5 separate regions of the Homo sapiens genome follow, and all the other regions are linked to region 1. A link is a loop called in an ENCODE intact Hi-C map of the cell type or tissue named here. Cell type or tissue: heart left ventricle. All regions are shown on one strand. Links, peaks and the distances in the headings refer to the core of each region. The heading gives the core; the rest is flanking DNA.

What was found. Hi-C counts contacts between places; a loop is a spot of excess contacts. Peaks named below come from ENCODE experiments on the same cell type or tissue, not always from the same donor. Only the 100,000 strongest peaks of a DNase experiment are listed, where the experiment ranks them.
Region 2: it touches region 1 in a loop (4-fold over the local background); 16 of 110 quality-filtered maps call a loop at or near these places.
Region 3: a loop joins it to region 1, with 2.7 times the contacts of the local background. A loop is called at or near these places in 31 of 110 quality-filtered maps.
Region 4: a loop joins it to region 1, with 5 times the contacts of the local background. A loop is called at or near these places in 20 of 110 quality-filtered maps.
Region 5: a loop joins it to region 1, with 2.3 times the contacts of the local background. A loop is called at or near these places in 7 of 110 quality-filtered maps.

The regions. Positions count from the first base shown.
Region 1 is chrX:12,968,275-12,974,397 of GRCh38, forward strand. No RefSeq gene overlaps it. Among named protein-coding and RNA genes, the nearest start is that of TMSB4X, 3.8 kb to the right of the region's middle. RefSeq lists enhancers at 5,273-5,342, 5,353-5,612, 5,633-5,752, 5,876-6,123. In heart left ventricle, for the core only: a CTCF peak has its summit at 2,582; a DNase peak (open chromatin) is centred at 3,537; H3K4me3 peaks cover 2,421 bases; H3K27ac peaks cover 3,411 bases.
Region 2 is chrX:13,158,180-13,164,302 of GRCh38, forward strand. It overlaps LOC105373134 (a long non-coding RNA gene), which reads right to left. Exons shown (of 3, transcript XR_001755798.2): 1 at 4,243-6,123. Among named protein-coding and RNA genes, the nearest start is that of FAM9C, 120 kb to the left of the region's middle. In heart left ventricle, for the core only: no CTCF peak of the experiment used is centred there; a DNase peak (open chromatin) is centred at 3,002; H3K27ac peaks cover 1,443 bases.
Region 3 is chrX:13,109,136-13,115,258 of GRCh38, forward strand. No RefSeq gene overlaps it. Among named protein-coding and RNA genes, the nearest start is that of FAM9C, 68 kb to the left of the region's middle. In heart left ventricle, for the core only: no CTCF peak of the experiment used is centred there; no DNase peak of the experiment used is centred there; H3K27ac peaks cover 2,314 bases.
Region 4 is chrX:13,219,674-13,225,796 of GRCh38, forward strand. No RefSeq gene overlaps it. Among named protein-coding and RNA genes, the nearest start is that of LINC02154, 81 kb to the right of the region's middle. In heart left ventricle, for the core only: no CTCF peak of the experiment used is centred there; no DNase peak of the experiment used is centred there; H3K27ac peaks cover 1,011 bases.
Region 5 is chrX:13,361,555-13,367,677 of GRCh38, forward strand. No RefSeq gene overlaps it. Among named protein-coding and RNA genes, the nearest start is that of LINC01203, 29 kb to the left of the region's middle. In heart left ventricle, for the core only: no CTCF peak of the experiment used is centred there; no DNase peak of the experiment used is centred there.

The DNA.
Region 1 (6,123 bases), core at 420-5,419:
AAAATAACCCGGCAGAAAGGAAGAGAACAGAACTGGTGTGTGCACCTCACAGAGGCCTAGAAAACGGTGGCGGCTGCTCCAAAACACCAGCTCCAAGGGCACCTAGGCTCAGATCGAAGCATTGCAGGTGGCAAAGAGGCTGGAGCATCCTGTGTACACACTCAGACTGATCCACCAGTGAAAGGAAGGGGTTAAAGAGGAGGAGCATGGAAAACTTCCAGGAGAGCTGACAAACTTAGCTGCAAAGTCAGGATAAAACAGTCCAAGAACCCCAACAAGGAACTACTGGAGGTGATGTCGGAGAGTTCCTCTCTCTCATAAAGATCAAAGATTTCTTGGGATTGTCTGCTGTGCACAAGCGTGGCCCGGCCCTGGGTCAACAAGAATGTCCCTCAACTGGAAAGAAAATAGAGGGATGAAGAATTCCAATTCTGGCACTGGTGCCACCAGCTCTACTGGTGCCAGCAGTCTGAGAACCTTGGTCTGGTATCCGCACCTCCTCCCAGGTGCTCTGGGAATGGGTAAGGGAACTAAGATGCTGTGGCCCTTAAGCTCTGCCGGTCAAATCAACCTATGATGAAGCTCTATAGCATTGTTAAGAAGCCCATTGTTTTGTACTTTAAAATTTGTTTTCCTCTAGTTTCCTAATAAAAAGTTTTTTTTTTTTTCCTAAATTGGCACCACTTTCTCAGCTCAAGAAGAACAGGGAGTTTCCACACCTGAGAAGTGTTAATGGGCATGACCTGAGAGGGCATTATAGGCAGAGGAAGAGGCACGTGTGTAAGGGCCCATTCCTGGGTCCAGGAAAAGACAGTAGCACTGGAGGCACTCAAAGAATGAGAATCTAAAAAGGGCAGGACTGGCTTCAGAATTTGGGGGACACAGTACAAAATAGAAATGTGGGGTAAGAATTTCAAAATGGCGGCAGCAGTACATTAAGCCAAGCACCAGGGACTTCTGAGCGTAAGGCCCAGTGCAGCTGCACAGCTGTGCACCTGTGAAGCCAGTCCTGGAGAGGCCAAATCGTCAGGGTCAGCCAAGGAAGTTGATCTTGGCCTATGTGGGTTTTCCCCTCAGATTTGAGCCAGTGCTCCATTACCTACACTCCATTTTCCTCACCATAAAGCTATTAACCATCTTCTGCTGATGATCTGGGAACTATATTTTATATAAAGCTTTGGCACCCACAGAAAAAACACATTAAAAAATACAAACACTTGTTACTTGCTAAGCATAATTCTGCTTCACAATGGAATCAAAGGTTTGTCATTTTTAACACAGAAAGCCATTGGGAGTGTGTAATGCCTCCCCTTTCAATATGCTATTGAACCTACTAATTTTTTTAGCCATTGTAATATGAATGACTTCTTAGAAAAATATTGTAGTAAGGCCAGGCTCACGCCTGTAATCCCAGCACTTTGGGAGGCCGAGGCGGGTAGATCACGAGGTCAGGAGATCAAGACCATTCTGGCCAACACGGTGAAACCCTGTCTCTACTAAAATACAAAAAATTAGCTGGGAGTGGTGGTGTGCACCTGTAACCCCAGCTACTCAGGAGGCTGAGGCAGGGGAATCGCTTGAACCTGGGAGGCGGGGGTTGCAGTAAGCCGAGATTGCACCACTGCACTCCAGCCTGGTGACAGAGCAAGACTCCGACTCAAAAAAAAAAAAAAAGAAAAGAAAAAGAAAAAGAAAAATATTTAAGTAGTGAAAAGCTGAGGAAAACTACTAACGTTCAGGATACAAATTCTCTTTATTGCCAGTGCCTTGGCCATGCAGGAGGAGGAAAAAGAGCAGATTGAATTTCTGTAATGAAATAATTTGAAAATTGGGGCAGGGAAAATTTTAATGTATATGACATTATTACGATATCTATGTTTAAATGTCTTCATGATGTAGGCTGGGTGCGGTGGCTCACGCCTGTAATCCCAGCACTTTGGGAGGCCGAGGTGGAAGGATTGCTTGAGCCCAGGAACTTGAGACCAGCCTGGGCAACATAGAGAGAACCTGTTTCTTAAAAAAAAAAAAGAAAAAAAGAGAAAAAACATCTACATGATGAAAAAGCTAGACAGCTGATTGAGACAGAATATAACTTTACCCTTATCTGGCGTATGGAACAAAGCCTTTAAAAGGCCTTAGGATTCTAGAGAAGAGTAGTGTTTAAATGAGGCGGCTTCTGAGCCAGCCAGTCTGAGTTCAAATCCTGCCTTTGGCTTTCGTTGTGTTTTCTTGGGGAAGTTATTTAATCCCTCTAGAATTCTCTCATCTGCAAAATGAGGAGAATAATGGTGCCACTGTCATAGGATTGTGTGAGGATTCGGGAAATACTACATGGAAAGCTTCCCAGTATATGGAAAGCACTCAGAAAGCACTTGCTGTTATTACTGCTATGGGTACAGCCATGATTGTTACTATCATTATTCTACAACCTGGCCCCTGCCTGGTTCCCAGCGTTATTTCCTGTCACTTTCTCTCATTTTACGCAAGTGCCTGCCAAGCTAAGCTACTCATTGCCCCCTGCGTTAACTCGAAGATTCTCTGCTTCCGTATTGTTCCCTGGCTGTGTGGAGGCTGAGTAACCACTTGGAGGGGATGTTGTAGAGGAAAATTCAAGCCACAGAAGGGAAACTGGGTTGAATGAGATCCCCTTTTACATTTCTTTTGGCTCTAAAGTTTCCATCGGATCAATAAAGCAAACAGGACAATTAGCAGCACGGCACTCAGCACTGAGCACAGGCGAGGGTGTTCTTTCACTCCTCTTTGCTTTCCTGCCACCCCCTGCTCGCCTTCCTCTTTGCACCATGTGGGTCCGCTCTGGGTGGGAGTCCTGGAGAAAGATACTTCAACTAAAGATAAGGCAGAGATAGGCCTCGGTGGAAAGACTTGGTAGACAGACCTGGGCATTTGATTAAGAGCAAATTGCTTAAATTCTCGGAGCCTCAATTTCTTTAGTAGTAAAATGGGGATATTAGTACTCACTCCATAGGGTAAGAATGGAATCAGATATTGTTTAAAAGGGCTTATAGCTGAGGTTACAAGATATAGCTAGTCTACTAAATATCCTTTCTCTTTTCATTTTCCTGTTATTCACAGGGGGGACTTAGGCTGTGTCTTTAAGGGGTTTTAGATTCCAATCAGTGGAAGGAGGGCTCTGCTGTGAGGGAGACCAGATGGAGACTGCAGGGGCCACAGGGGAACGTGGGGTGCAGGCAGGTGGGGCAGATGGTAGGAGGCCCTGAAACTCAGACAAAGGGATCTGGGCTTGAGAAAGCAAGAGCTGGGAGCTCAGCTTTGTTCCTGTTCTTCCGTTCCTCCCTCCTCTTCCTTCTTCTCTTCTTCTGGTAAGTTTTTGGCACAAAATTAAATAGGTTCAAACTAATAGAACTCATTTTCATGAATTCAGACTTCTAGCCAACTTCTCCATGGTTAGAAATAGCCACGACTCTATCCCAGGCCCGCCCTGGAAAGCAAAATAAAACTGCGTCCCCTGCCACCTTTTCCGGGTTCCACCAGACACAGGGTTGGAGGGGAACCGCCCTTCAACGCAGGCAATGTTGGCACATTTTTCATTGGGCGCTGTGGCCCGTGAGATGAGGAAGGCAGGACAGGCGCAAAGTGGACTCTACTTATCTTTCACCAGAGAGCCCCAAGGCCAGAGTGCACCATACAACCCGGAGTCACCCAAGGCCTTTTTTTTTGGGGGGGGGTCTCACTGGGAACAATGTCTGCACCCATTGTAAGCAGTTCCTTTGCCCCTGTGTGCCTCTGTCTTTTTAATTGGGATCGAAAACTGCTACCTCAATGGTAGTTGTGCCCGGCACATACTAACAGACTTATAAATGTAGCTGCCTGGGGCAGGGATGATCCTGGAACATTCTGACATCTAGAACATTAAGACTAAATGGATTTAATTATCTGGGGAGAAGAAAGCAAGACAATTAGAGTCACAGGTTCAACACCTGAGTTCAAGTACCTCCCTCATTTAAGAAAATCAATTCATGGAAGGCTGAGGCAGAGAATGGCTTGAATCCGGGAGGTGGAGGTTGCAGTGAGCCGAGATCACATCACTGCACTCCAGCCTGGGTGACAGAGCGAGACTGTCTCAAAAAAAGAAAAGAAAAGAAAATCAATTCAATGCAGTGGGAGAACTGTTATTGAGCAATTACTATCCACCAGACGCTGTGGAAAGCACAACTGCCTAGCTCCTCACACTCTTCCTGGTGATTCTCGGGTACAGACTAAGAGGATGTGGGGAGGACTTTTACATGCTCTTGGCATATATAACAGAGTGGCTACCAGCTGAGGTAACCCAATGATGGCTCTCTAAGCCTCAGTTTCCCCATCTGGAAATTTCTTATGGAAAGGCGGTGGGAAAGAAAGGAAAAAACAAATGTAAAACTTACGTTACAATGCCTGACTCTTAGAAAATATCAACCGACAGGAGTTGTCATGTTTTATTTGCTGTAAAACTACCAAAAGATCTTCTATCAACATTTTGTAAGTGAAAATAATAATATATATTCATATGTATTAATTATATAGAAATAATATATAATAATATATAAATGTCTCTATAGGAGAAATAATATCAAGACACCTAAAATTTTTAATTAATTCTAAACACTAAGACAATTATTTTATTATTTTTCCTCAACCTTCCATCCTAAATCATACGAATAATAACAATAGAAAGAGCTTACTAATTGTCATGCACTGTCCGAAGCATTTACTCCTCCCAACAACCCTGTGAGGTCGGTGTTGCAATGAACCCATTTTACAGATGAGAAAACTCCAGCACAGAAAGATTCATTCACATGGCCAGAGTCATGCAACTTTTAAGAATATTCCTTTGGTTTGCATTTCCTTGTATCTGCACCACCCTTCCCTTTCCTGTCTCTCTAGGTCTCCTGACCGGTTGGCAGGTCAGTCCCAATCATGGGAACTCTTTTCCTTTAAGCAGTCGTCTCTCTTTCTCTTCCTCTCTGTTTCCACCTGCCCTCCATCAGTGTCTCAGCACAGTGGAAGGCTGCTTGCTACCGCACTGGAAAACTTCTCCAGACATTTCCAAGTTTGCATTCGTCCATCTCCTTTGGAGAATTGCTTCAGTGAGGCCTAACCCTTTCTGAGGAAAGGCCCTTGGGAGAAGAAGCCAGGAGAAGGTAGTGGCACTCCTTTGTCATCAGGAGACATTGGGAGGAAAGAAATGATTTTCGACAGCAGCTGGGTGAGGGGAAACAGAATCACAGAACCTGCGGAAACGGTGTCGGTACAACGGCAGCTGCCAGCTAAACGGGCGAAAAGGCACCCTGCAAGATCTTTTCTGTGTTTCAACGATGAAGTAGACTCCCAACATGGAACAGGGGCGGGGGGGCTGTTACCAGACAGGTGACATTTGGTGCATGCACGAACAGGTCCAGTGCCCCATTCGGAGGCCAGGAAGGCAGCCACCCAGCAGAGCATTAACTAGGGGACCAGACGGTCACCTGCCCCTGCTCACCCCCACCTCCTTCCTCCCCAGGAAAAAGGAAGTCAAGTAGATGGAGAAACGGGGAAGTCCAAGCTGCTGGCAGTGGCATTCAAGGGTCTATATATAAGGTTGACTCTAATCCCCAGCGAGACAAAAGCCTGTGCCATAAAAATGATTAGCAAGGGGTTTCTAAAAACATTTCCCCAGGCCACGGAAAAGGAGAAGGAATATTTTGCACACTGCCTTGTCTCTTAGAAATAATCACAGCTAGGCCTCTTTATAACCGGCGAGTCTTTTTCCTTTCACACGCCATTTGCAGGCGCGTGGCATGGTATTTGTAACTAATTTTCAGTAGCAAGTGGGTCACTGGTATTCACAGAGTCAGGTGCCATTTTGAAAACTGCTTCCCTCTACCCGAATCTCTTATATTTCCAGATGCAGATGCACTTCAGCGATGTCCTAGTGCTGGAAACGCTCCCTTGAAAATATAATTTGATTTTTGAATTTCATCTTAAGACATTAGAGATAATGTAACTGTAGTCTTTGGAATTCAACGCTGGCCTCCTTAGCCATCACTTTTAAAATTTATGAAAATAAGGAAGAGGAAGGTAAAGAACTTCCTCATTGTCCGGCAGTAAAGTCAATGGCAGAGCTTG
Region 2 (6,123 bases), core at 714-5,713, 190 kb after region 1:
ATCTGGTTTGGCCACGAGCCTTTTAAAAATATATATTGAGTTTTAATTCATATGCCATACAATTCACTTAAAGTTGCAATTCAATGATTTTTAGTGTATTCACAGGGTTGTGCAAACATCACCACAATCAATTTTCAAATAGTTCATCAACCTTAAAATAAACCTTCTACTCATTAGCAGTCACTCCCATTTTCTCTTGACCCCTCACTCCCACCCCAGCCCATCACAAATCTACTTTCAAGTTCTATAGTTTTTTCTGTTCTGGACATTTCATAGTAATAGGATCATATGACATGTGGGGATTTGTGTCTGACATCTTTTCCTTAGCATAATGGTGTCAAGGTCCATCCATATTATAGCATGTATCAAAACTTCATTCCATTTTTCTTTTTCTTCTTCTTTGAGATAGAGTCTCTGTTGCCCAGGCTGGAGTGCAGTGGCATGATCTTGGCTCACTGCAACCTCTGCCTCCCGGGTTCAAGCAATTCTCCTACCTCAGCCTCCCGAGTAGCTAGGATTACAGGCGCGTGCCATCACACACAGCTAATTTTTTGTATTTTTAGTAGAGATGGGGTTTCACCATGTTAGCCAGGATGGTCTCCATCTCCTGACCGCATGATCCGACCAGCTCGGCCTCCCAAAGTGCTGGGATTACAAGTGTGAGCCACCGTGCCCAGCTCCATTTTTTGTACTAATAATATCTCATTGTATAAATAGACCACATTTTGTTTATCCATTCATCAGTTGTCAGACATTTGGGATGTTTTTACTTTTTGGCTATTGTGAATAATGCTACTAATATTTGTGTACAGGTTTTTATGTGGACATATGTTTTCATTTTGCTTTAGTGTATATCTAGGAGTAGAATTGCTGGGTCATATGGTAACTCTATGTTTAACCTTTTGAGGAACTGCCAGATTGTTTTTCCAAAGCAGCTGTATTATTTTACATTTCAACTAACAGCATAGGAGGGTTCCAATTTCTCCACATCCTTGTCAAGTCTTGTTATTGTCAGTCTTTTTATGATAGCCACCCTAGTATAAGTGAAGTGGTATCTCAGTATGGTTGGTCATGAACTTTTTGATAGGTCCAGGGGTGCAGGAAAAGGATTTCACAGAAGAAAAGATCAAGAAGAAAGGCATAGAGGTAGGAACTCCCTGCCTGACCCCAGCATGTTAATTTCACCTGTTGAAGGCAAGTCATTTTTGTTTGCACAGAAAATCTGTGTAGGAAAATAGTGGAAGATGAAACTAGAAAACTCCCTCAAAGGGAAAACTGCATATATATATAAGTGCAGGGTGCTGCAGGCTGGGTTACTGTGTGCAGGAAACAGTAGAGACCTTGAAGTGTGTTCTTTAATAAAAATCTTGCTTTAGGAAAATTAATTTGGATATACAGAACTTTGAGGACAGGAGAGAGAGAGACAGATGCTGGATGCATTGCATGTGGGTCAGCAATGGGATTGGGGTACTGGTTTGGCATAAGGGATGACAAGTGGAAACCAAGGAAACCCTTGGAGTTCCAGCTGGGACTCTGGGAGAATTCTGGTATCCTAAGACAAAGAAGTCAAGAAGAACAGCTGTTTTGTGGGGTGGGTAAAAGACAGAGCAATTTTCATATTAGAAACTTCAAGTCTGAGGGCATTTTTGAGAGCAGGAGGCCTGGAACTTGGAGAAAGGTATTGGTCAGAACAGAGGTTGACTGCCTGCTTTTCTAAGGTCCATGAGCTAGAGAATAGTTTTCACACTGTCAAGTGGTTGGGAAAAAAAAAATCCAAAGAATAATATATTGTGACAAGTGAAAATTACATGAAATTGAAATCTCAATGTTCATAAAGTTTATTGGAACACAGCCATGCCCATTCATTGACATATGGTCTTTGGCTGATTTCATGCTGCAATAGGAGAGTTGAGTGGTTGCAATAGATTGCATGGCCTGCAAAGCCTGACAAATTTACTATCTGGCCCTTTACAGAGAAAGTTTGTTGGCTCCTGAATTAGTGACAAACTTGGGAGGTATGGCCTCCCAATTGTGATTCTTAAACCTGAAAGAGTGAGAGTGATCCAAATTAACAGTGTATAGAAAAAAGGAGCCAGGGCCAGTCCTTGGGGCTGCTTATGTTTGGGGACCAGAGATAGGTAAAAGAATCAGTGAAGATAGTAAATAAGTTGAAATAAACCTCAATTTAATTAAACATGTCAACTCCCAGACTATTTTATTGCTTGGTACTTAAAACACACTCCCAAGAGGAAGATTAATTAATAAAGCTGCAGTGTGGGATAGCTATCCAGCTGGAAGCAGCACAGGCCCCTAACAAGGTTTGTTTTTGGCAAATTCCCATCTCCAGTCTTCTCTTCTCCCACAATAGGGTGAAGCATCCCATTCCTGCCTTATCCCCAGAAGGCCTGGCTTCCAGACATCTGTCTCAGAAAGAGGTATGAGGCAGAAGGTTCCACTAGGTAAATTGTTGATAAAAGCTCAAGTGCAATTCCTGCCCTAGGATTTGGACTTGAATAAAGGGACTCTCAAGACACTGAGGAATGACTCTCAATTCTGGAAAGTGTAGGCACTTGCAAAGGGGCAGAGAGTTGTGTGAGAATATGGAGGAGGAAGATTCTTGGATGGTCCCTCCAATCAGGCCAGTTGTATGTGCTACGTATGTAGGGGTTGGACCCACCCCCTTGTCCAGTGATCTTGGAGAAGTCACTTAAACGTTCTCTTTTGGTAACTCATCTGGAATTAGGGAATAAATTCTAAGCAACTTTTAAATAAGAAGCATAAAAGCATTTGAGTCTTCAGATTTGCTTAATTGATCATTGCAGACGGTTGTGTCAATAACAATGACGTTTAGAGGAAAAGGTGAAATTGGTTTCTTTTTCTTTTCTTGGACTTAGCTCCAGGAGCAGGGAACAGGAAGCCATTCCCAGAAGTTGCTTTCCCCTCCCACCCCTGAGTACGTGGCAGGGCCAACAGATGTGGCTGAATGCCCAGGCCCAGGGCCATGAGTACTAACCTATGCCCTGGAAAGCAGGAAACACATTGTCTTCATGTACTCTGCAATTTGGGAGCAAACACCAGCAGCTCTTGCAGGGGGCCTTTGTGGGTCCAAATTCAATGGACTGTCTGCTCTCTCTCACCACTGCTCCACCTTTCATTTGTCTGAACGTGGAAACACACACACACACACACACACACACACACACACACTCCAAGCGCTTTTACTTTTCCTCACTCAACAACAATGCAGAAAACTTCTGTGACCAAATATGTGTGTGTGTGTGTGTGTGTGTGTGTGTGTGTGTGTGTGTGTGTGGCGGGTGGGGGGGTGGGGCATTTCTCTACACATCAAGGAGCAGATCAGCTGCATGTCCTCTAATTCAGTTCTGACACTCTCTACCCAGAGAGTGTCAGATCCCACAGGTTGAGGGCTCAGTCCCCAAGACTGCCCCCACCCCCACTTCTGATACCAATTAAAAGCTGCAGGTTATTTTTCTTGTGCTTCTGACCGACTGGCTATAATCAGGTTGCCCACAATCCCCCTTTCTTGGGTTCAATTAATTTGCTGGAGTGGCTCACAGAACTCAGAAAAACACTTATGTTTACTCATGTATTATAAAAGATGTTACACAGGATACAGATGAAGAGATGTGTAGGGCGTGGTATGAGGGAAGGGGTGCAGAGCTTTGATACCCTCCCTGGGCACCACCCTCCAGGAACCTCTACGTGGTCAGCTATCTGGAAGCTCTCTGAATCCTGTCTTCTTGGGTTTTTCTAGAGGCTTTATTACTTAGGCGTGATTGATCAAACCATTGGCCATTGGTGATACACTCAACATCTCCTCTCCCTTCCCTGGAGGTTGGGAGTGGTGCTAAAAGTTAGTCTTTCTGGGTGACAAACCCCCATCCTGAAGCTGCCTAGGGGCTGCCTGCTATCAGTCAACTCATTAGGGTACAAAAAGACAACACTTTGGAATTTCTAAGGATTTTAGGATTTGTATGCCAGGAAACAGGGTCAAAGACCAAATATACATCACAATATCACAATTTGCTTGTTTTTTGTTTCAGCTTGGGATCAGCCTTATTTTTAATACACAGATGCTCTCCTACACAGGAACCCCTTACTTATTAGGGACCTTTGAGATTCCTTTTCAGATCCCCCTGTTGCCATGGAATTGTAGCTGGAACATCCACTCCACTTCCTACTGACTGGCTCCTGACATTTCTCAGTCCCCAAATATCTCACCTTCTCCCAACAGCCTGAATTTTTGTTTTCTTCACCCAGTTTCTGTTTGCAATGGCATTTGTCAGATTTTCACATATCAACATCCTTCTTAATAATGAGAACCTTTTAGGCATTCACATTCTCATATAGATCCACTCAGTCAGATTGCTTTCCACTTAGCTGAATCCACCATATAGAGAAAAGGAAGCTTCTATTGCAGGAATCAGAAGACGAGATGATTCTAGAACATGAAATATTGGTAATGGCTCATCAGGATGGGGTGCTAGTGGGAGGGATAGGAAAGCCTGGGAGCCCTGGGAAACCTGATAATCCCAAAAGAAAGGCAATAGAACGTGGCAAAGGAGCATAGGAAAGGAGCTTGTTGACCCACACCTGCGCTGCACTATCTGTAAGAGTAGTTCTGCGACAGCACCATGCAGAGGAAACTCCTTTAGTCCACTTCTTCACCTGCTCCTCTTCCCCTTATTTTCTTCTTTTCCCTCTGCCTCAGTAGAGTGAGTCAAAGTGGAGTCCTCTGAAATGTACTTTGGCCCTAGAGTCCTATGGATCCGTGTTCACATTTTGAACAAGTTACTCAATCACTCTGAACCCTAGTGTGTACATCTACAAAACAGGGGATCTACCCTGAAGGGATGCTGTGAGAATTAGGTGGAATAATACATGTAAAGGCATCTGCACAAGTTAGTTTTTTTTCTTCTCTGAAAGCACTGACTGGAGCTGCTCAGGAAGTACCAACTGGTGCCAGTTCCCCAATGAAGTATGTGTGTGATAAATTATCCTGCATATCTATATGCACACACCCCTATTCACTTAGCTTATCCAAAAAAACTAGAAGCAGCATAGAGGAACAACATTAGCAGACTTTGCTTGGGGGAAATCAGACCTTGGATTCCCCTGCCTCCCAACCCCCAACCTCACCAAATTAGTATATTATCAGGTTCCATCTAAGCGTGTACCCATGGCAAATGCACTGTTCACTGGTAGTTAATGGAAATAATGCCCATCCAATATGGGGCCACCAAAACCTTCATAATACAGTGCGGTTGCTGACCTGGAAATGATCTCAGCAAGCATCTGGCCCGCTAACCATCAAACCCTCCCACTTCCTTCTATATATAGGAAAATGGAGGCACAGAGAATTTAAGTGCTTTTAGAAGGTAATAGTTGAGAAAAAACTAGGACTAGAACTCAAGGCACCTTGACTCACAATCCAAACTATCTTTCTACCACTCCTGGCTGAGTTCATGAATGTAAAAAGAGACTGTTAAAAAAAAAAATTAAATATATAACACCTTGCAAGATGTTAACCGCCATTACTTATTGTTTTAATTATAAATTACCCATCTTTCTAGATGCTTCTGCAGGGATCTTGACAAGTCATTTCTGATCCTGCCCTATGAAACAATCTCTCAGAGACTCAAGGAACTCCAGAGGCTACATCTGGAGGGATATAAGGGGGAAACTGAGCAAAGAGGAGGCAGTGGAACATAATTTTGCAGGCAGAAATTTAAAAATATATGTTTAGTGCAAACTCTTCTAGTTCTGTGTGATTTTGTTTCTGTTTGTTTTAAACCAAGAAAAAACACCACATTCTTGATTGCAAGGAAGTTTTTACCAGAATAAGAGGCCATGAATTCCCATGAGCCACCCTGCCTAACAAAGCCAGAAGACCCCCTGGCTTAAAGGTTGCAAGTTAAAGATTACAGGTCAAAACATTTTAAAAGCAGCAACAATGCAAACTTTATATAACAAATGACAAAGATATATAACGATATAATAATAATAAAGAAATAGCTATATAAAAAGAGCTAGGTAGATGATGGATAAATGGATGGGAAAGAAGGAAGGAAAGAGGGGAGGAAGGAGGGAGGGAAGGAAGAA
Region 3 (6,123 bases), core at 516-5,515, 140 kb after region 1:
TTGGCTCTCTGTCCTGATCCACCATATGAAGATGTGCCAGCTTCCCCTTTGCCTTCTGCCATGATTGTAAGTTTCCTGAGGCCACCCAGCCATGCTTCCTATAAAGCCTGCAGAACCATCAGCCAAGTAACTGTTTGAGTCCTTGTTTTCAATTCTTTTGGGTATAGAGCTAGGTGTGGAATTGCTGTGTCATATGGTAATTCCATGTTTAACTTTTTGAGGATCTGAGTTTCATTTTAGTGGTTTTTCTTTTTTCTTTTCTTTTCTTTTTTTTTTTTTGAGATGGAGTCTTGCTCTGTCACCCAGGCTGGAGTGTAGTGGCACGATCTCAGCTCACTGCAACCTCCACCTCCTGGGTTCAAGTGATTCTCGTGCCTCAGCCTCCCGAGTAGCTGGGACTACAGGCGCCCGCCACCACCCCCAGCTGATTTTTGTATTTTTAGTAGACACAGGGTTTCACCATATTGGCCAGACTGGTCTCGAACTCCTGACCTTGTGATCCACCCACCTCAGCCTCCCAAAGTGCTGGGATTACAGGCTTGAGCCACCGTACCCGGCTGTGGTTTTTCTTTTCTCCCATTCTATCACACTATTTCACAATAAGAACAAATAAAATAATCAGATAATGGAGAAGTTTCTCTATTTAATATCTCTACCTATCACCCCACTGAATGCCTTTAGTTCTACCAGGTATTCAAATGAATACATTTCATTTTATATCATTTATTTTCATTATTTTCGTTATATAACTCAACGTAGCAGTTTCTAAAGGGCCAGAGATTTGTCTTAAGTCAGCAAGCAGGAAAGTGGATGAGGGAAAACACAGGGCCTGGGTAACCTTCCCATTGCCTGTGACTAATCAAGAATCAGGGCTGGCTTCATGGGTGTGCAACTTACGCCATCACATAAGGCCCTGTGCTTAGAAGAGCCCTGCACTGAGAAGGGCCCCGTGCTCAGAAGGACCTGGTGCTGGGCTTAATGATCTGCTGTGACTGGTTTGAAAATCTTAATAATTTTTGAACAGGAGGCCTCACATTGTTATTTTGCACTGGGCCTCGAAAATTATGTAAACTCTATTAAGAAGTGATGGTATCTATCTATGCCCATCCTGTATCCTAAAAAACAAGTTGTAAATTCTAAAAACAAATTCTAAAATGGGAATAAAAAAAGATATGTCTACCACTCAAGGTGGAAGCGTTCCAAATGTGGGTGGATACTAAACAGAATAGTAATAGAATAACTGAAGTGTATTTAAAAACACAGACGACAGACCAAAGTCAGACAGAATTTTTACAAATGAATTTACTGTGTCTCCTATTGTTAGCCTGATAGAAGACTTCAAAAAGTCATTGCAGGAAACTGAGCTCAAGTAAGAACAAATAGCAAACACATTCCTTCTACTCTCCAAGAAAAAGTGGGGAGGTTTCAGTTCTTATGCCTTCAAGTAGAACTGAACGATGCTCCCCCCACCCCCGCCCCTCCGCCCGTGCTTGGAAGGGCCTGGTAAAATCAAGAGTAAAATGCAATCCCAAGAGATGAACTATAAAGAAAACATAATACTTTTGCAATAGCCTGCTAGGCTTTTCCATCATGTTTTGATTGCAGGAAAGATCAGGCTTTATGGGCTAAAGGAAAAATAAATGAGTTCGTGATAAGCCAAAATCCTGCCCTCCCCTTTCCAGTATCAGCAGGGAGTAGAGGTTCTGGGTTTTTCCTAAGATCAGAGGAAACATGTCTTAAATTCAGGGTGGAATCACAACTGGCCAAAAACCTCATCAAGGCCTTCTTATCTGCTCCATCTGCTGGCTCTGAGTAATCTTTAGCAATTGCTCAATGGTGACGTCTTTAAAGAAATCCTGCCAAGAGCACCCTTTCCCTAGCCTTTCCTTAGTTACAACAATCTACAAAAGACCAAGGGTGAACGTCTGGGTGGAAGAGCTGGCCACCTCTGTATTTGTTCCTTGCTACAAGTGGGTATGAGAAGTATCCTAGGAGACAGATTTTCCAGGACAATGATTAGCCAAACAGTCCTATCCAGAGGCCTTCCAATAAACCAGATTAGCTGTGATGTGATTATGTAATTATATGGCATGTTTCAAGGAGACACCGTAAACTACAATCAACAATTTGGCATCGCGCAGCAACTTGGGGTGTAACCTATTTCAGGAAGAGCCAAATTGGATACCAAAAATGGAAGGACTTGCTCTCATAGGGAAAGAATAGTGAAGGGAAGTGTTTGGTGATGGTGAAAAATATAACATATTTGGAATTTTTAATAAAGAGTTTCTTAGAAGCATCTTATAACATCTGTCCACATCCCTGATTCCCCTTTACAGCTCATGGCCTGAGTTAACATCTGTCCACATCCCTGATTCCCCTTTACAGCTCATGGCCTGAGTTAAAAAAAAAAAAAAAAAAAAAAAAAAAAAGACTTAGGTAGAAATAGCAGGGACTGGCTTACCTATCGTCTATGATTTTGTTGAGTTTTGTGGGAGGGAGACTCTCTAATATTGTTTTCCTCCACTCTCATTCTCCATGGTGCAAATCCCAGGTTGGCTTTTTGTGGGTTTTTTGTTGTTGTTGTTTTGTTTTAGTTTTTTAAAATGTATAATTGACACATAAAAATGGTTTTCACATAATCCTTCCTGCAACACAAAAGGCCCCAAGGGCACTTACCTAGCTTGCCTTCAGGGGTCAATTAATTCATGATGTGCCAGGTAGTCAGGTATACTCTATGGAGGAAAGCCTGTATCTTTGCATATCTAATTTATTTCCCAAGTTTAAAAAACAGTGCTGCTTTTGATCTGACTAGAATGGCTTGAACTGGATTCTGTTGGAAGTTAAAGTGGTATTATAATTGCTTTTTTACTTAACTGTCTACCCCAATGGAATGTACTCCTTGAGGGAAGGTATTACATGACAGTATATTGATCATTATGTTCCCAGGGTCCCAGGGTCAGGTATAATGCCTGGCACACAATAAGTGCTTCATAAGTATTTCTTGAGTGGTTGCTGGATGAGCAAAGCAGACAGAGACCCTTTGAAGACCTTTTATAGCTGAAGCATCTGTAAGCAAGTAAGAATAGTGGTTAGAGGCAGAGTTTATAGAACTGGACAACTTGGTCTTGAATCCTAACTCTGCCTCTTTCTACTGTGGCTAAATTATTTAACCTCTTCATACCTCAGTTTTACCATCTTTAAATTGGGTGTAATAATGAGATCTATCTTATAGCTCTGTGAAGATTAAAGGAGTTGAAATTGGAAATGGTAGGTGCTCAACTGTGTTAGTTTTATTTCTTAAAAAAGTGAACAGATGATCCTTTTCATGTCCTTGCAGCTTTGTTCCATGCCCACTGCTCCCCAAAAAATTAATCCTTGGGCAAAATATTTTATCATAATAAATTATTATATATCAAATCATCTCCCTTGTAATTGTTCCGTTATACAGGGCAAAAATCTTACAGGAAAAAGTGTCTCCAATCCACACTCAGTATGGCATGCTTACTAAATATACAACTGGCAAAAAAAAGTTGGTGGGGGAAGAGTGGGAGAAAATTTTGGAGCCATTTGAAGCTCTAAGTGACCTAAGCATTTGCACCATCTAATAAAATTTGATGAATCATTTTCAGTTATTAAACATAAAAAGGATTTGCTTATGCATGGCTATGTTTGAGCAGATTTGGTTGATACCTCATACTTTCCATTAATTATAAACTATAAAATGGGAACAAAATGAGAACAGTGAGTTAAGGCTTTTTTTTATTTTCTTTTTTTTTTTGAGATGGAGTCTTGCTTTGTCGTCCAGGCTGGAGTGCAGTGGCGTGATCTCGGCTCACTACAACCTCTGCCTCCCGGGTTCAAGTGATTCTCCTGCCTCAGCCTCCTGAGTAGCTGGGATTACAGGCGCCCGCCACACCTGGCTAATTTTTGTATTTTTAGTAGAGACGGGGTTTCACCACGTTAACCAGGCTGGTCTCGAACTCCTGACCTCAGGTGATCAGCCCACCTTGGAATCCCGAAATGCTGGGATTATAGGCATGAGTCATTGCGCCCAGTCAGAGTTAAGGCGTTTTAAAAATAAAATTTCTGACATCTCTACCACTTAAGAAAATGTCTGCCACCATCCTTGTGGAAGGTTTGAAAAATTATAAATATGCCAAGTGGATCTTTATCCATTCTTCCAAGCATTCCTCTTATGCTGCTGGGATGGTTTGACTCTAATTATACTGGAAGTTCAAGTTCAAAAAAAGTTTAAGGGGGAAATGTGTGGCTGTGAGCTGACTTCTATGAAGCAACCTGGATTAGGATGCCAGTGAAAGAGGACCTGGGGGTTGGTTGGTGAGTGTGGCTGAAACTTCTCTGATATAAATCCATTCATTTGTGTGCCCTGAGGTGTGGGCACTCCTGGGGGCTCTGAGATGCCAGGCAATGGTCACTCCTGACTTCCAGTCACCAATACCAGCTTGTCCTCGTGGTTAATCTCCTATTCCCTTTCTACATATGTCATCAGACTCCTCAAACAGTTCTTAAACAGCAATATAGTATTACCAAATGAGGAAAGAAAAGGATAAGAAGCAACATATACAAAATGGTCTCAATTGTTTAAAAAACACACATAGGCCAGGTGTGGTGACTCCCGCCTGTAATCCCAGCACTTTGGGAGGCTGAGGTAAATTGCTTAAGCCCAGGAATTCAAGACCACTGTGGCAGCCTGGGCAACATAGCAAGACACCTGTATTTACTAAAAACAAAACAAAACAAAAAACACACACACTGGGGAATGAGATTGGAAGAAAGGACACTAAATGTTAGCAGAGTTTATACTGGGCTTTTAATTTGTAGCTGATTTATATTTTTTCCTTTATGCTTGCCTGTGTTTTCTAAAATGTTTATAATAGACCTATGCTGCTATAATCATAGAACAAGGAATTAAGGGCCAGATGTGGTTGAGTCACGCCTGTAATCCCAGCACTTTGAGAGGCCAAGGTGGGCAGGTCACCTGAGGTCAGGAGTTCGAAACCAGCCTGGCCAACATAGTGAAACCCCATCTCTACTGAAAATACAAAAATCAGTTGGGCCTGGTCATGGGCGCCTGTAATCCCAGCCACTCAAGAGACTGAGGCAGGAGAATTGCTTGAACTCAGGAGGCAGAAGTTGCAGTGAGCCAAGATTGTGCCACTGCACTCTGGCCTGGGCAACAGAGTAAGACTCCATCTCAAAAATAAAATAAAATCTATTTAGAAAAATATCCATATGACATGGTGAGAACTGGCTGGGCAAGTGCTCCACATGGCCAGTTTGCAGCCACGTGTAAGAGGCGATATCTTGTGAAAGCTGATTATACAAATTGGGTCATTCTTGTCATGCCCAACTAAATCAGCATCAAGGGCCAGGGGGAAAAAGAACTTGGGGAACATAGCCCCTGCTCCAAGAATTGAATTTTCTACAAGCCCAGCTGCTGAAACAGCCAGCTGAAACCTGAAGAGCAGTTTTACCTAGCAGCTGCTGAAGCAACCTGCTGTGACTCCAAGCCTGGTTTTACCTACCACAGTCACTCACTGTATTCGTCCATTTCGTGTTGCTAAAAAGGAATACCTGAGGCCGAGTAATTTATAAAGAAAAGTTTATTGGGCTCATGGTTTTGCAGGCTGTACAAGCATGGCACCAGCATCTGCTTGGCTTCTGGTGAGGCCTCAGGAAGCTTTTACTCATGGCAGAAGACAAAGAGGGAACAGACATGTCACATGGCAAGAGAGAGAGAGAGAAGGAGGGCATAGTCTCTCTAACAACCAGATGTTGCTGGAACTAACTGAGTGAAAACTTGCTCATCACCAAGGGGATGACACCAAGCCATTTATGAGGGATCTGCCCCCTATGACCCAAATACCTCCCACCAGACCCCACCTCTAACATTGGGGATCACAATTCAACACAAGATTTGGAGGAGACAAACACCCAGACATCCACTCACCAATCAGAGCTTGCCAGCTCCCAAAAGCTTCTCTAGTGCCAATAAGCTTTCTTTCAAAATGATAATGTAACATTAGCATCTCTTTTTCTAATAAAACTCACAACCTTCTCTTTGTTCTTCAGACATACCGAAGACCACCCAGTCTGTGTGTA
Region 4 (6,123 bases), core at 662-5,661, 250 kb after region 1:
CAGAGTTCCCCCCGCCCCACCCAAATAAAGCAAGAGTTTTGCTTTTTGGGTTGACAAAGAACTTATTTGACTACTTCACTAAAGCAAATACTTTGCCAGGAATATAGGAGAAGTTAAAGGGAATAGAATTATTTCTACACGATTACGATGATAAAAGTTTCAACTTACTATGAAAACAAGAGTTCAAATAAAGTATTTTTTAAAAAGCCACCAGAAGGTGGTTTAAAAAGGCTTTATTCTCTTGAATAACAATGCTTGCCAGTTTGAATAAGATTAGCTTTTCTTTTTAAATCTAATCTAGAAAGCTTTTATAATTGATTTATAAATCATTTTTATATCTTTCATCAGTGGTCTGAAAAATCTTAATAAAGACTCTGTTGACGTTAGTAGATCCATCTCAAGAACTGTAAAGACTCTTTGTGTAAATACACACTGGGAAAAAAAATCTGAGTCCTGGTTTTTGACCACTTGTTTCTGGTCTGTGTGTGTGTGTGTGCCTTTCTCTTACATACAACCCAACCAAACACTTTCTTTTCAAAATATTATGATCATCACTATGTCTGTTGCACCAGAGGAATTTTCAGTATTCTAAAAATAACTTCAATTCTATAGAGTCAGAGTGTTTTTAGTTACAGATGCCCAGACAGTAGGGCTTCACATCAGATCCATCTTAAAATACCTTAAAAGACATAGAGAATAATGGAAACATGGAAAATGATTTGGAAATTAGGATAACTAACTCTGATTAAAATTAACTTTTATAATGGCCAAAGGATAAAATACTGGTGTTAATGATTAATCTGAGAGGCTTGAGAGAAACCTGATTTTTTTTCTCTTTCTTGTCTTCTGTTTGCTTCCTGCTGCCTTTTTCTCTGTAATATTTTGGCATCAGCTAGAACTGGTTTGAGCCCCATGCTTCTACCAGCCTTCATGAAAAATCCTAAGCCCAGGAGTAGGAAGCTAGGTAGACTCTAGGCAAAAGGCATGACTAAAGCAAGTTTTTCCCTTCTTGTTTTCTTTCTGGGTCACCTGCTTTTGATTTAAAATTTTTGTATAACTGGATTAAAAATTTTCCTCTTTCTCGTACATATATTGTGATAGATATAAGCAATTTGTTTTATTCCTATCTTCAACCACGGGAAATGAATTGTTTGAACCTGATTTATGTTGCTTATAAAAGGCACAATGAAGACTACTTACTGAATTCTAATAACTGCACAATCCTTACGAAAAGCTTGGTGGTAAGAATGAATATTCATGAGACCACCTAAGGAATGTAAAATCCATTGCTTACTACGGATATTCAGGGACTCCAGGTTAGGGGTGCATTGAAACTGAAAGTGTTAATTAGTCATTGCTGTTTAACAAACGATCTCCAGTTCTCAGGAGCTTATAGTCATGTTTCCACGCACAGGTCTATGGGTCAGCTGTGGTTTGGCTGGAATCATCCAGGATTAGGAGAGCTTGCCTCCAGGCTGCACATTGGTTTTAGGCCTGCTTCATGTGTTTCCTCACTCTCTCTGGACCAGCAGCTACTCAGGGTATATTCTCCTCACGGTGAATCACAGGAGCATAAGATGTCATGCCCAATCACACACCTGTGCCTCTTCAGCTTTAAAGTTCCAGTCAAGTTTGCAGAGTTTCCACTGGCTAAGCCCAAAGTCAAGGGGTGGGGACGCACTCTGTACTATTGCAATGCTAGGTCACACGGCAAAGGGAGGGAGAGAAGAATTAATAACAATAATCCATCTGCCACACTGACCAAATTTATCTGTGATTGATTTCCTCATTTGTAAAATGAAACAAAACACACACACACACGAACAAAAAAACTCTATCTCCTGGAGTTGTAAGGGTTAAAGAACTTAGAACAGTGCTTGGCACGCATGAAAAGGTTAATATGGTTACTACTATTGCTGTTGTTAACATTGTTGTTGTTTTTATTGTTTTGCTTCTGTCTTTGCCACAGAAAAGCTTAGAGACAAACTTTCTGCCCTCTTCTAGCAAGCACGTAGGGAAATGGTTTGCACACCAAATTTACCCCTATGCTTTGTCTTACTTTTTAATGTTATTTTCCTTCTTTGATTCTTTCCTAAATTATTTTTTTCATCCTGTTAATTGAATACACTGATGTAAGCAGTCTGTAAATGTTTCCCTATATTGTTAGTTGTAGTATGATGAATAAATAAACAAATGAGCCCTACTGGCTTGTTGCTTTTCTTTTTTATTTTATTTTTGAGACAGGGTCTTGCTCTGTTACCCAGGCTGAAGTGCAGTGGTACAATCACAGCTCACTGCAGCTTCGACCTCCCTGGCTCAAGCAATCCTACCATCTTAGCCTCCTGTGTAGCTGGGACCACAGGCATGCGCTACCACATCCAGCCAATTTTTAAAAAATTGTTTGTGGAAACAGGGTTTCACTGTATTGCCCAGGCGGGTCTCAAACTCCTGGGCTCAAGTGATTCTCCTGCCTCAGCCTCCCAAAGTGCCGGGATTACAGGCATGAGCCACTGCTTCCGGCCTCTTTTTTTCTCTAAACCTTGACTTCCCATGTGTTTGCCATCTCTGTCAATGCTGCAGTAGCCCTTCTTCCGTATTTACACTAGGCAAAATCGACTTTGTTGCTCTTGCTATCACCAAACGTCAGGTTATAAGTTTCTTTGTTTATTGCCTACTCCCCTGCTCTCAACTATGATTTTTACATGTCTCTTTTGTCATTGGCAAGTACAAAATAGGCATGCCATAAATATTTGAATGAAGGAATAAATAAATAAATCAGTGTGTTTGTAATTACTTCTACATGCATTCTAGCCTAGATTTTCTGTTGTGGTGTAGATATTAACAGCATGGATTGGCTGTAGGATCCCCCTTTCTTTCCACAACCTCTAGAGTCTAGTTCTGCCCCTTCCATTGCACTGAAACTGGGTTTGGTAAGGTCATTGAATACTGTCCTATTTGCAATCCAATGGTCTTTTCTCTGACATAACCACTTTGTAAGGTATGCCAGGGTCAATCACTGTTTTCTTCTTAAAATCTTTACTTCTGTAGCTTTTGTGACTCCAGCTTGTCACCTCTCTGGGCAGTAGTCTTTTACCTGCAGGTTAATTCACATCAGGGACACAAGAAATCAGATTCTCCCTGGGATAGGGGCACATGTCCTCTGATGATTCCTAGGGGCACTGCAAGCCGAACTTATTAAAAATTGAATTTACTTCTTCACCCTTTACCCCCAAACCGTCACTGGCTTCCTCATGCTGGTTAACTGCGTCAAAAGCCATCTCATTTTTAAGCTGTCCATCTTTTTATCATTCTTGATTCTTTATCCATGTCCCTCCCCACTCCTCTCTCAACTATAATCAGTCCCTAAAATATTGACTTTGTGTTTGTTTGTTTTCTCAAAGCATCCTCTTTCCTTCTCTCATAAAGTTGTCTTGGTCCAGGACCTCCAGATTCTTGACTTTACTTCAAGAACTTTCTAAGGCATCTCTCAGCCTCCAGCCTCTTCCCACTTCCAACTTACTTTTCACCCTACTGCATGATAATTCTTCTAAAATGCAGATCGGTAGCTTTCCTTTGCCTTCAGTGTGAAGTCCAAACCTTTTGGCATGGCATGCAAAACACTGCCTTTCTCTCCTCTTCCATGATCTCCCAACCTCCACCATGCATACTTTGCTAAACTTGAGCTACTTAGTGTTTCTTGCAATGGCCAGAGCATTCTCTTCTCTTCTCTCCTTTCTTCTCTCCTCTCCTTTCCTTCTCTTCTTCTCTTTCTCTCTCTCAACTTTTTATATCATAATCCTTAAGAATGCCCATTTCTCTTTCTTTGCCCTCTGGGATAATTTCTGCCCTTTCTCCAAGGCTCACTTCTAGAGTTCCCTCCACTGGGAAAGTCCTCTATCCTACTGCCTCTACTTACTCCGTGCTATTGAGTGTTCTTCCTTGGTGTTTCTATCACACCTTATAAGTAACCTCAATAACAGTTCCTTTCAGGTTTAGTAATAATTATTAATTTCTCCACTAGATTGTGAGATTCTTTAGAGTAGAAACTTTTTACATTATGTCTGCATTCATAGTAAATAAGTCTTAGCACATAGAAAACAGTAAAAATAAAAGTGTGGCATTGAGATAAATTGAATTGAGTTAATTAAAAACAGTATTCCTTCCAGCTCTCAATTCTGGAGGGTTACGTCAGTTTTCAGTTCATCAGAAATGGTCACTTCTTTGTTTAAATGGAAATTTAACAAAATAGTGTCTAGTTGATGTTGACCTGAATCAGAATATGAAAAGTGTTTTTTTTGTTTTTTGTTTTTTTTTTTTTTTACAGGTATTTTGGCTTGTGGTTGTAATTTGGCACCAAAATTGGTTTCAGTATGTTTAATGACATCCGAGTATGGAAACCACACTGTCATCTGGCATGGGACAATTGGGGCTAAGGTAGAAGCAGTTATACAAATGAGACCCTGATTTGTTCTCTTCTTCTCTCATCTTTCTTACTTCCATTGTCATAGGAGTTCTTTGTTCCTACCAGATTGAAATAGGAATGCTACTTTTTTTTTTTTTTTTTTCAAGTGGATGGTGTTAATATAGCTCTGGGGAAAAAACAGTGTCACAAAAAGCACTGGAAATGATCTCACCAACCAACCATCCATATGACCTGTATTCTGGGCTATGTTCCAGTAATGGAAATAAGTTTGCTTTGTTCCGGATGCATTTCCTCACCCAGGATCCTTTGTCAGCTCTCCTTCCCCATACATCCCACAGTGGTTATTACAGACTTATTGTTCTGGTGCTACTGCACCTCCAGAGTCACCCAGTGGCCAAGGGCACTGGCTTCAGGGGAAGTATAAACTCAGGTTTGCACCCAGTTGCTGCTCTACTCTCTAGTTGTTGATGAATGACTGAACCTCGGTCGTCAGTTTTCTCATTTATGAGATGTGGATAATAACACCAACTCCATCGGGCTAGGTGAAGCCAATCCTATAAAGTTCTTCATCCAGCCAGTACCCTGCACATAGTAATTCTGTACCATCCATTTCCATTTTATATATAAAAGTCATATAGTTTCAATCAGATCGTTAGCTCCCCAAATCCACTTACGAACTGTTACTTTCAGGAAGTTATTTCTACAGCTGAATATTTCATTTATAAACTGACTTCATCCTGAGGGATTATTCTTGTCATCTGCCACCTAGAACCCCCTTCTTAGTCTCCTAAGGCAGCTGTAACAAAGTACCACAGACTAGGTGGCTTAGGACAACACAAATTTATTCTCTCACAGTTCTCGAGGATAGACATCTGAAGTCAAGGTGTCCTCAGAGCCATGCTCCCTCTAATACTCTGGGTAGAATCCTTTTGTGCCTCTACATAGCGTCTAGTGGTGGCCATCAATTGTTGGCATTTATTGGTTCACAGCCCTATCACTCCAGTCTCTACCTCTGCCTTCACATGACCACCTCCTCCCCATGTGTCCCTGTCTTCACATGGCATTTTCTTCTTTTTGTGGGGGACACCAGTCATATCAGGTTAGGGCTTACTCTAATGACTTCATCTTAACTCGATTACATCTATAGAGACACTATTTCCAAATAAAGTCGCATTCACAGGTTATAACTTCAGTGCTTTTAGATTATCTTTTTGAAGACACAATTCAACCCATAAAACCATTTAATGAAGAACTTGCTATCCCCAGCTATAGGAAGGGGTAATGGGAGATGAGCTTCAGGGACTATTCATCTGTAGAGTCCAGCCCTCTCACCCAAGGTCAAGTTCCTTCTTGAGGTGACCCACATTCAATGACAGATTAATGCAGGGATATAGAGGCCTGGCCATCTCTCCAACCTAGCGTAACTTTGAAGGGCCCTTCCAACTCCAAAGCCCTGTGGTGTCAGTGGAGGCTATTATTGTGCTTGGGTTGCAGGTTGACTTCTCTCTCTGCCTAGTCCTGCTTCTGTCCCTAAACATTCACAGGTATTGATCCCAACAAATGCCCTTGTAATAATCTCTAGCTCAAAGTCTACTTCCTGGAGAGGCAACCTGTGACAGTACTTGAAAGGAGAGAGTGCCTCCTGAAACATTTTATTCACCAGGGTTGCTACTTCCTGGGCACATAGTAAACAATCAATA
Region 5 (6,123 bases), core at 376-5,375, 390 kb after region 1:
ATGGTAGCGTACACCTATAGTCCCAGCTACTCAGCAGGCTGAGGCAGAAGGAGTGCTTGAGCCTGGAAGGTCAAGGCTGCAGTGAGCTGTGATTGCACTACTACATTTCAGCCTGGGAGACACAGAGTGAGACCTTGTCTAAAATAAAAAAAAATTAAAAAAATAAATAAAAAGTCTAAGTGCAAAGATGTTTGATGCTCTGTTGTATATAATAGCAAAATATGACACCACTGAAGCAAGATAGATTCTTCACACCACTACCCTCAGCCCCTTGCTTTTAGTACACCTGTGGTGGACAGTTTCATGCATGGTCCCAGCCTTTCACTGTGGGCTTACCTTGCTGGCTCAAGGCTTTTCTGCTTCAGAGTTTTCTTGGATCCCACAGAAGGCCATTCTGCCTGTGTTGGATGTGGCAGAGAAAAGTGGGGTAGTTAATATTCCCAGGGGACCACAGTGCAGCAATGAGAGAAAGAAATGGAGGACGAATGCTCCAACCTCTCCATCCAGAGACCATTTTGAGGACTATTCTACGTGATTCCTCCAAGGGACCCCATGGGATTGAGCTTCAGTTGCCCACAGCGATCAGCAACTCACTAACACACCTTTGTGGCTTTGCTCTTTCCTTGACTTACTCTCCCCACCCCTCTCTTCTGCTTCTCTCACATAAATTCTTGCAAATCCTTGTCTCGGATCTCAGACTTTACTTTCAAGGGAACTCAAATCATGAGTCAATCTAAACATCAGAAATAGGGGTTAAATTAACAAGGGTACATTCATACAATGGAATATAATGCAGCCACTAAAATTACCTAAGATCCAAGGAAAAAGAAAGCATATGGCCTCACAAACGTGTACATAAATGTTAAAAGAAGATGTATTTCAAATAGCCCAAAACTGGAAACAATACAAATGTCCACATTTGCATGTGAGTGGATAAATAAATTGTGGTATATCCATATAACAGAATATTCTTCAGTGATAAAAGGGATTGAACTATTGATATAGGTAACAATATGAACCTCAAAATAAGTATGCTGAGTCAAAGAATGCAGACACAAAGAGTGCATAGTATAATATTCCATTTATATAAAATTCTTTTTTTTTTTTTGAGATGGAGTCTTGCTGTGTCGCCCAGACTGGAGTACAGTGGCATAATCTCGGCTCACTGCAACCCCCACTTCCTGGGTTCAAGCAATTCTCCTGCCTCAGCCTTCCAAGTAGCTGGGATTACAGGCACCTGCCACCACACTCAGCTAATTTTTGTATTTATAGTAGAGACAGGGTTTCGCCATGTTGGCCAGGCTGGCTCTAACTGCTGACTGCAGGTGATCCACCTGCCTCGGCCTCCCATAGTGCTGGGATTACAGACGTGAGCCATCGTGCCTGGCCCATTTATATAAAATTCTAATGCAAACTAATCTATACTGACAGCATTTCAGTGGTTACCTGGGGTAGGGGTTGGGGTGGGTGTGGACAGAAAGAAGAAAGTGGGATTACAAAGAGGCACAAGAAAACTTTTAGGGGAGATGGACATGTTCCTTATCTTGATTGCAGTGTTGGTTTCATGGGTATAAGCATAGGTTAAAACTTATCAGAATATACCCTTTAACTATGTGTGGCTTACTTTTTGCCAGTTATACCTCAGTAAGTTTGTTAAAGATGAAAAATGACCTTGGATAAAAATAATTAATGACACTAAAATTATTCATGTTAAAGTATTAGTTTGAAATAAAAGGCTAGCTTTAAATCAATATTTATGAGCATAGATACCCATACAAATTCGTAGATTAATGATCAAAATGGAAAAGTCCAAAACGTTACTAGTGTTCATCTCAGAGTCTGGGATGACATGCATTTTCATTTTTTTTCTTTTCATATACCTGTATCTTCCTAATATTGATAAATATATATTACTTCTGTAAAATAGAAAATCAGTAGATAAAACACAACACAAGGTATCTTATGCTACATGCTAGGAAAATGGTAGAGGCCAAAGATTTTTCAAATTTGTTGTTTTAGAGCCCTGGGAGTTTCATGAAAGTGCCTCAGGGATTATCCCAGGAGGAAAATTAGAATACATAGGCCAGTGTCTTCATGGCACCTCTAAATAGAGGAGCTGTTTTCATTTAAGGAACAAATGTGAAGGTCTGAAGAAGGCTAATTATTGGGGCCTGGGGCAGTTGTGGAATGCTTTGAGGTTAAGACAGAAGTGAGTAGGAAAGATGGGCCTTGACTAGGCAAAGAACAGAAAGTGAGTCTTCTAGAAAAGTCTGAGCAAAATTACTAATGGCACCTGTTACCCTCTGTAGCATATTTTTTTCTGCTTCCATTACTATTCAACTCTTCACTCAAATGAGAACTTACCACTGCAAAACATCTGGGCAAATTCTAGGCCTACTCAAAATCACTTGGGTTAGGAATCCAAGGGACTCAATAGCACTGCCACGGGTGCTGGTGGGAACACTAAAAAGGAGTGGAGTTTATCTCCCTTCCCAATCTCCATCAGATCCCCTTCCCCGTTTTTGATGTGTACCACTAATATTTTCTCAAGGTAATATGAATTTCTTTGCTAACGTAACTAAAAGGCCCTGCCAGCCTTTCAAATAGGTCTCTGTTCTCCTAGAGCTGCCATGGAAAGAACTGAAAATCTGGAAAGGACCACATTGAGTCATTGTCCTCATGTGAAGTTCTCCAAAGAGCCTTTTAAGATGCCAGAAGGATCTTCTACTGGTGTTCTTTTCTCCCTTTAGCAGCCCTTGAGCCTGCTGCAATAAACTCATAACTTTTTTGGACTCAACCAAATGGGGCATAGGGAGGGCATGTGGCATGAACTACTGCCAAGGCATGCATGAGGCAATGAGCTGGCTATGCAAAGACTCATCCCAAAGTCCATGAGGCAGCATGTGCTCCTTGGACCAAGAGGAGGGAGAAAGGGATGTGCACTGGGGCTTACTGTCTCCTCCATCCTCATCATCCTAGCTCAATACTAGACAAAGTGTCTTCGCTAGCACTGAAATCTGAGTGTCTTGTTAGGTCGATGTTTGGAAGACAGTCAAAAGTACGTGACAGGCCAAGGGTTGCCAAGGAATAGAAAAGCAGTGGATTTGTTTCCTGGCTGATGGCCAGCTGCAAGGCTTTCTTAAATGACAGCCAAGAAGCAGTAAATCAGGTACAATGGAGTCCTATCCATGGAGAGATTGTCTCTACAAAGTGTTATACTTCAAGTTAAATGGTCACAGACAATTCAGCTTCAGAATAACTTAAAACAGCATTTCCATCTGCTTGAACCCGGGTTCCAATTAAAACAGAGAAGTATTAGTCTAACCCAGTCCTCCACTGTTACCAACTAAGACATGCTCTGGAAGATTTAAAAAGCAGCACAGCCATGAACTGAGGAACGGGTTTCAAATTTACTTACAGAAAATACAGTTTATTTTCATCTCCCTAGAGAGAGACAATCCTGTTAAAATCACAGTTTTATATGTAGCCTGTAGGACCAAGAAAAAGGAGCAGTTGAATATATTAATATTTCTCAGTTTAGATGAGAGCGAATAGTTAAATTTAGCTTTATCGAAGAAACAACTATTCCATGTATCACTATCCAAGGAATTTCAGTAACTTTTTTTATTTATTGATTGATTTATTTATTGAGACAGGGTCTTTCTCTGTCACCCAGGCTGGAGTGCAGTGGCACAATCATGGCTCACTGTGCAGACTCGAACTCTTGGGCTCAGGCAATCCTCTCCCCTCAGGCTCTCAAGTAGCTGGGACTACAGGCACGTGCCACCACGCCTGCCTAACTGGTGGCATTTGCCTGTAGTATGCTGAAGTGCCAGTAACTTTAGCATAATGTTTGCATTTGCGGCTACGTATTTCCTAAGTGGATGCTTCTCAGCCTTTCATGTACATGTGGAAGATGAGCACATTTTTAGGACACACTAGGGTAAAGGAATAGTAGGGCTGCTTACAGGAGGCCCCACCTGGCCACTCCAGGGATTGAGAAATCAGTATCTCTCCAGGCTGGGATCCCCATCAGTTTCCAGGTGGCTGCTTCCTGAGTTTTAGAACAGGCATTGTCAACCTTGGCCGCACATTGGACTCACCTGAGGAACTTTAAAATATGCATGACCTGGTCCCACCCCAGAGTTCCTAATTTAATTGGTCTGAGGTATGGCCTAGGCCTCAGGATTTGAAAAAGCTCCCCAGGTAATACTGATGGCCAGCCAAGAATGAGAAGCACTGTTTTAGAGCAGGGGTCACCAGCCTGTTTTTGCAAATAAAGTTGTATTGAAACACAGCCACCATTTGGTTACATACTGCCTATGGTGGCGCTCATGCTACCACGGAAGAGTTCAGTAGTTACAACGGAGATCTTATAACCTGAAAAACAAAAAATATTTACTATCTGCTTCTTTACAGAAAATGTTTGCTGAGCCTGTTTTAAAGGGAAGCTTCAGGAGGACTTTCAGTGTCATATGAAAAATAGTTTACAAGGATTTTTGCTCAAGGTAGTGGCAGAATTCTCATAAGGGACTCTCACAGGGACAAAATATTCAAAGTACACAAACATTCAGGTACCACGAAGGTAAATGAGCATTCATAGCCTTTCTTGTTTTCCCCTCGCCTTACAAGGCACATGCTGTTTTCAAGTTTTTGTTGAACAAGACGAGGGGTAGCAATAGGGAAGTCAGGAGAAAGGAAAGGCTAGGCTGGTTTATGTTAGGAAAAGCAGGGAACTGCTCTTAGGAAGAAACAATCCTGAAAAGAAAAAGCTACAAGTCAGAGGAGAGGCAGGGAGGAGTGAGCTTCAGGGAAGAGTTTGGGAAAGTTTCTAGAGATGGGAGACTAGAGAGCTGTCACCCTGTGTTGAGTGGCACTGTAGAGGTTAATGGTTCTAGTGATTTTTAGAAATGTGGCTGTGTGATATGAATCATAATCCCCTTAGTCTAAGAGATTTCTGTAAAGTTGTATACATTTTCCATACTTTTTTAGATGTCAGATTAGTCTTTTTGCAGTGAAACTCTGTACTATGATTGGCCACAATGGAAGCTGGAAATATTGGGCTACAGGATGAATACGCCTTAAAACTACCAATTATTGACAGCATCATAATAGTTGGAATAGCACATCTAAGAGTTAGCAGCAGGAAAATAAAAAAGGAATGAGATGGGAATCTGAAAGCTTACAAATGGCAGCGTGATATTGCTGGGTCAGTTTCCCCAACTCTAAGCTCTAAGTATCTCTGATAGGAACCTGTGGAGAGGAGCGTCTGCTCTCCTCTTGGTCACTGGAGCCCAAGATCGCAATGTTCACACTTCCATTTATTGTGAGGAATAGAACACCAGCACTTAAGTGATTGTCCAAACCAACATCACCAAAGCAACAGCTTTGCATAACACCCTTGCCAATACTCAGAATCAAGGGCCTTAAAAAATGAAGGAAAGTAACTGGAATGAATGCAAATACTTGCACCTAGAGAAGCCTTTCCGGAATTATTAGCAAACACTCCACTCATTCCCTGACTTGGCAATTCTCCCAAAAAGAGAGGAGGGGTTTAGGTACCTGCATTCCTCAAGACCCTGTATGGCCTGGTGAACTTGGAGGTGATCTAGGACCAAGGTAAATCATGTGGCTGGGCAGCCTGAGAACAAAGATCAAATCAGAAGTCAGAGAGGCAGCAAGCAAATCTGGGCTGTTTTACGGTATCCCAGCATCCTGGACTGACAACATGAGCTGGTATTTATCTCTCCAATTCAGATATCAGTAGCCAGACATTGCCATTGATTCATCATCACATTCTTCTTCCCGTAGGGTTGGACTCTGAGAACATCTAACTCAAAAGAGCACTGCCGTAAAATACTGTAGGAAATGTACATGCATTGAGTGCATTTCAAAAGAACAATCCTTCAGTTTCGACTATTTTTCTATTTGTTTGTAATTGCTTATCTATGTACATGCTTATCATATTGTGTCATAAATATGGAAAGCCTTCATTGCCCAAGCGTAATTTGTCTCTGCAAGAGTCCATTTAAAATTAAACCACCTGTAACATTCCCAGCGGGTCGGCAAAGAAAAACAGTACCACATCACATAGGACCCAGCAACTAGGAAGAGAAATATCAG